Linked DNA regions of Homo sapiens: region 1 is linked to region 2. Evidence: chromatin contacts called from ENCODE Hi-C or POLR2A ChIA-PET data. All regions are on one chromosome and are shown on one strand. Each heading gives the region's core, a stretch centred on a gene start or an enhancer-like site at or near the end of the contact. The rest is flanking DNA. Distances are from core to core; before and after follow the strand shown.

Region 1 (2,700 bases), core at 142-2,641, 130 kb before region 2:
CGAGATCGCACCATCACACTCCAGGCGACAAGAACGAAACTCCGTCTCAAAAAAAAAAAAAAAAAGTTTTTGGGTAACAAATAAGATCAAACCTCATAAAAATAAAACAAAAAAAGCAAAATAATAAAGTAGAATAACTATTTACCTAGTATTAGGTATTACAGGTAATCCAGAGATGATTTAAAGTATAAGGGAAGCTCTGCATAGGTTATATGCAAATACTATGCCATTTTACGTAAAGAATTTGAGCAACCCTGGTATTAAGTATCTTTGGAGGGCCTGGGACCAATACCCCCAAAATCCCAAGAGACGACAATACTTGCTGTGAACCTAAAATTGTTCTAAAAGATAAAGTCTAAAAAGGGAATTTTGTGTCTGTCAAGCTTTTCATTTTTGTTTTGTTTTTAATTGGATCAGCTATGTCCTTGAGTTTGGGCAGTGGATTAGTAAATAACTTTTTTTTCTTATTTCTTTTTTTCTTTCCCTGTGGGCCAGGCTGGAGTGCAGTGGCGGGATCTGGGCTCAGCACAACCTCTGCCTCCCGGATTCAAGTGATTCTCCTCCCTCAGCTTCCTGAGCTGCTGGGACCACAGGTGCGCCACACACCTGGCTAATTTTTGTAGTTTCAGTAGAGACCGGGTTTCACTATGCCAACCAGGCTGGTCTCTAACTCCTGGCCTCAAGTGATCTGCGCCCGGCGGATTTAACATTTTGATACTGTGTTCTCACGTGGTGAGGAAAGATATCTAAAACGGTAATTCCAGGTAACACGAATATTTTTAGTTCTGTATTTTATTTATTATTATACTTTAAGTTTTATGGTACATGTGCACAACGTGCAGGTTTGTTACATATGTATACATGTGCCATGTTGGTGTGCTGCACCCATTAACTCGTCATTTAACATTAGGTATATCTCCTAATGCTATCCCTTCCCCCCTCCCCCCACCCCACAACAGTCCCCGGTGTGTGATGTTCCCCTTCCTGTGTCCATGTGTTCTCATTGTTCAATTCCCACCTATGAGTTCTGTTATTTTAAATTTTTTCACAACATAGAGCAAAATGAGTTGCTTTTTTAGACCTGTGACAGCCTAAGCCTAAGCCTTTTGCGATAAAAAGCGGTGGAATCTATTATCCTAAATCCCAACTTGGTTAGAAAACCATTCACTAAGCAAGTAGAAATTGGATATGCCTGCGGGCCTTTCAAGTTCGTTCTACCACCTACTTTTCCCCACCAAAAAAAAAGATAAAAAGGTGGAGTTCACGCCCAATTTTGACCTGAAGGCAGAAAATTTCCACAAGCTTGCATTTTTGCCTCGGGTGTGACCTGAGGGAGTTGACCGCCAGTTCCGGAGTAGGGCGGGGACTTCTGCTCCTGGGGTAGAAGCTGAATCAGTCGCCCCAGGTCCTCGGTGCCATTTCCCTCCGGCAAGCCTCAACCTCAGGAGGGAAGCCCTGGCCTTTCTCCTCCGCCTGCCAGGCGGTTTCTTCTGTCCGAAGCCTCTGGCTTCCTCAAAGCTCCCGGGTCTGCATTGGTGCTAAGTGGCCTGCCGTCTCGACGTAGCTCCCCTGGATAGCGACGCGCCAGAGCACCGCCCCAGGTTCCAGCTCGCGTCGCGGCTTCGCATTTGCACCGCTGCGGGATCCCTGAGCGAGTACCCCCAATGTGGGTTTGGCGGAGCTAGGAGAAGGAACGGTCCCTCTACCCTCCGAGAACTTATTCCTCCGACTCCGCCAGGCAAGGAGCCACACTCTCCCACAAGGAGGCAGCAAACACCGCACCCTTGGCTCTCGGAGCAGCAGGCGCTGATTTTGGAAAATCCGCTCCTTAAGTTTTCACTTACCACCTGGACTAGAGAAGGTGGCAATATCTTATACTGGGCACTTACAACCTGCCAGACTCATTTAATTCTTAGAAAACTCCTGTGAGATGGATGTGGGTATCCCCATTTCACGATGAAGAAACCGAAGTCAGAGGAGCCCAGTACTTGGGAACCCAAGTGGAGGTGATGCCAAAGCTGAGCATTTTCTGTTCTGCCACTTTGCCTCTCAGGAACCCATGGGTGCAGTTCCCAGGAGGAAGGGGATTCCAGCCTCCAGCTGCCATCCCTTTTTCAAGAAAAAAGCTACGGTTACTGGCATTAGGATAAATAACTTTGGCTTTAAGATGATCTTAGAATTAACGTGTTCACTGCATACATTTGGAAAAATAAAAATAAAAGTATTACCCAGAGATAAATTTGGTCCTTCTGAGTTTTCTTCTAGGCAAACTTTTGAGATTTTACTATTCAATTTTGCACTCTGACTTTTCCCCTTAAATTTTATAATAAACATCCATGTTGTTAGACATATAATTTTTTGTTATACATTCTTCGCTGTTTATAATTTGTATTTTCATTTCACTTTGGGGGAGGGGGAGGCATAAGGATTTTTTTTCTCACGAAAAGAAATTTTAATTCCATTGTTGTCAGGCCCAGTGCGGTGTCTCACGCCTGTAATCCCAGCACTTTGGGAGGCCGAGGCGGACAGATCACCTGAGATCAGGAGTTTGGCACCAGCCTGGCCAACATGGCGAAATCTGTCTCTACTGAAAATACAAAAATTAGCTTGGTGTGGTGCCGCATGCCTGTCGTCCCAGGTAATCGGATGGCTGAGGCACTGAGGCATGAGAATCGCTGGAACACAGGAGGCGGAAGTTGC
Region 2 (2,700 bases), core at 190-2,689:
AATGCACTCAGAGCAGCTCTACCTATTCCTGTCCATCAGTTGCTGGTTGCGCACTGGCACTGCACATACCTGCTCCACAGAATCTTAAACCTTCAGGACTCTACCTGCTCACAGGTCCTGGGTTCCTACAGGCGTTCTTCATCAAGGGTGGGGCCACAGCTTTGCCCCAAGAGGGCAACCTGCCTCCTTGTTCCTGTACTGGCTTGAGACTCCTAGGCTGTGTCTGAACTAGCTGATAGGCCAGAAGCTTTAGGATGAAAAGAATACTGGAGGAGTCCTCAAAGTTAGAACTTTTATTGGTGTCTGTGTCCCCTCACTCATCTTAGCTATCTTGACCCTTCCCTACTTACCTTAATGATTTCGTGATTTCAATGAAAAAGACGCAACCTAGATAAGATTGCAAGGTCCCATACCTTCCTGGGGGCAGAGTTGACCTCAGACAGGGTCTTGCTTTGTTGCCCAGGCTGGAATGCAGTGGCGTGATCTCAGCTCACAGCAGCCTCAAACTCTCGGGCTCAAGCAATCCTCCCACCTCAGCTTCCCATATAGCTTGGGCTACAGGCGTGCACCACCATGCCCAGCTGATTTTTAAATTTTTTGTAGAGACAAGTTCTCCCTCTGTTGCCCCAGCTGGTTTCGAACTCCTGGGCTCAAGCGATCCTTGCTCTTTGGCCTCCCAAAGTGTTGGGATTACAGGTGTGAGCCACTGTGCCCAGCCCGACCTTTTGTTAATACTCCCATCTAATTGTCCAAACGGACTTGAACAAAAGAATCTTCTTCCCAATACTGCCAGGGAGGGCAAAATTCTTCAAATTCATGTTTGAGGCCATAAACGAACAGGAGTAAAATGGAATCCGCAGGAAGCAATGACAAGAAACCCAAAAACATTCATTTCCCTCCAGCCCAAGTGGCAGATGGGATCTCAAATACACCACGGTGTGATGCGTGACAGGAGGCATCCACTGGGGATGTGGAGCATTTTAAGTGCCCTGCAGAGGGTGGGCCTGGGTCACCCCCCCCCCCACCGCGACACCCCTCCCCAGGCAACATTCCTGGGGAGTCTGGACCTCCCTTGGTGGACCGACACCCGAGGGTCTCTAGGGTTTTTCACCCCATATCGGGGTGAACTGAAGGCATGGGAAGAGGCAGCCCCACAGCCTGGGTCCCCAAAACCCCCTCCGGGCTGAGAGCAAGAGATGCCGCCTGGAGGCCACTCACCAAGCAGCTCCGCTGGCTCAGCAATGGGGGTCGTCCGGGTCTGGGTCATTGCCACTGGCTCGTCCCTCCTCCCACCCTTGCTTCCTGGACTCAAGAGCTGCTGGGCTCTCTGCGCGCCGGCAGTGGGCTCCGCAGGCTGTCTCCTACACAGAGCAGGCGGGAGGAGGGCTCTGGGTTGCTTCCCGCGCCGCAGCCGCGCGCTTCCGGCGGGGTCGCCGCCACTTCCGCTCGAGCGCGCCTCGCGCGGCCGCGGCGCGAGCCGGGACCCCTGGAAGGGTCGGGTGCGCGGCCCAGGAGGTACCGCTGTCTCCTCACAATCGGCCAGGCCTGCAGCCGCTGCCGCCGCTGCCGCCGCCGCCGCCGCCGCCGCCGCCGCCCTACTCAGGGAGTGGCCCAGGCCTGCGGCGCGCCACCCTCACCTCCTTCATTCCTACCGTCAAAGCCCAGCCTTGGCTACCTGACCCCCCTGTGGTCTCGAACTCGGTTAGTCCGGTGAAGGGACAGAGAAGCCTGGGTTCCCGGCGGCATCACTGAGATGCTCAGTCCTGAATTCTGCCCTCCATTAGGATTATCTGCTTTGTGGGATAATTTCCTCATTGGTTGAGTCAGTGAGTTGCGTGTCTGCAAGAGAGCATCCTATCTGGTGGGTCTTCATCTAGATCTTGCACATTTCTTACTAAGTTCATCCTAAGAATATCTTACAGATAAGGAAAGTGAGCTGCAAAGAAGTGTAAAAACAGGGGAAACAGGAGATAGCAGTATAAAGAGAAAAATTAAAACAGATCGTGTGACTTTCCTCTATTGTTAATTGATTTGGGGACATTTTAAACTTATAGAAAGAAAAGAAACACGGGTTTTGTTGACACATCTCAAAACAAAATGGGTGTAACACCTTTAAAATGTAAACTATTGTGCTGGATATGTTTGTATTATTTTGAAGTCATTTAAAGTAATCGCATGAGGTGTTGCCTGCTGTTGGACCAGTAGTTTCTTTTTAGTATTCAAGCAAAGGCATAGTGAGGAAATAGTAAGAAAAAAAGAAGGAATGCTGTAACAGGAAACAAGGGAAAGGAGGAGCAGAGGAAAAGGGCAGGAAAGGTTTAACATTTACGTAGCACTTGCTATGCACCAGACACTTTTAAGCTCTTTAAATGTATTAACTCCTCTAGTTCTCACCACAGCCCTATGAAATGGGTATACTATTATCACCTCTGGTTTACAAAGAAGGCAAGTGAGGTCAAGAGAGGTTAAGCAACTGGCCCAAGGTTACACCGTAAGTGGCAAAACCTTTGCTTGAGCACATCAATTTGGCCCTAGAGTCTATGCTTTTTTTTTTTTGAGAAGGGCCTCTTTCCTGCTGCCTAGGCTGGAGGGCTGTGGCACCATCATGGCTCACTGCAGCTCCAACCTGCCGGGCTCAATGAATTCTCTCACCTCAGCCTCCTGAGTAGCTGAGACCGCAGGCACATACCACCTTGCCCA

The links. A loop is a pair of places that touch in the nucleus more often than their neighbours do. ChIA-PET counts read pairs that join two places held with the same protein, here RNA polymerase II (POLR2A). Pooled maps may share reads with other maps.
Region 1: a loop to region 2 is called in a pooled map, with 6 times the contacts of the local background. The contact joins the enhancer-like site here to the promoter of KHDC1 in region 2. A Hi-C loop is called at or near these places in 9 of 50 pooled maps. POLR2A ChIA-PET finds 5 or more read pairs at or near these places in 6 of 52 experiments (GM12878, OCI-LY7, Panc1 and 2 more).

Annotation. Positions count from the first base shown.
Region 1 is chr6:73,387,947-73,390,646 of GRCh38, reverse strand. It overlaps a transcript of OOEP not described here. Among named protein-coding and RNA genes, the nearest start is that of DDX43, 5.5 kb to the left of the region's middle. Within about 2 kb of position 1,391, at least 24 of the 41 ENCODE cell types and tissues checked have a DNase peak (open chromatin) inside an H3K27ac peak, as active enhancers do; they include Panc1, where a contact is called at or near this core.
Region 2 is chr6:73,261,935-73,264,634 of GRCh38, reverse strand. It overlaps KHDC1 (KH domain containing 1), which reads left to right and starts at 1,439. Exons shown (of 4, transcript NM_030568.5): 1 at 1,439-1,861. The region is part of intron 2 of LOC122539213 (KHDC1-KHDC1L); the gene reads left to right. It also overlaps the pseudogene KHDC1-AS1. RefSeq lists a silencer at 1,326-1,595.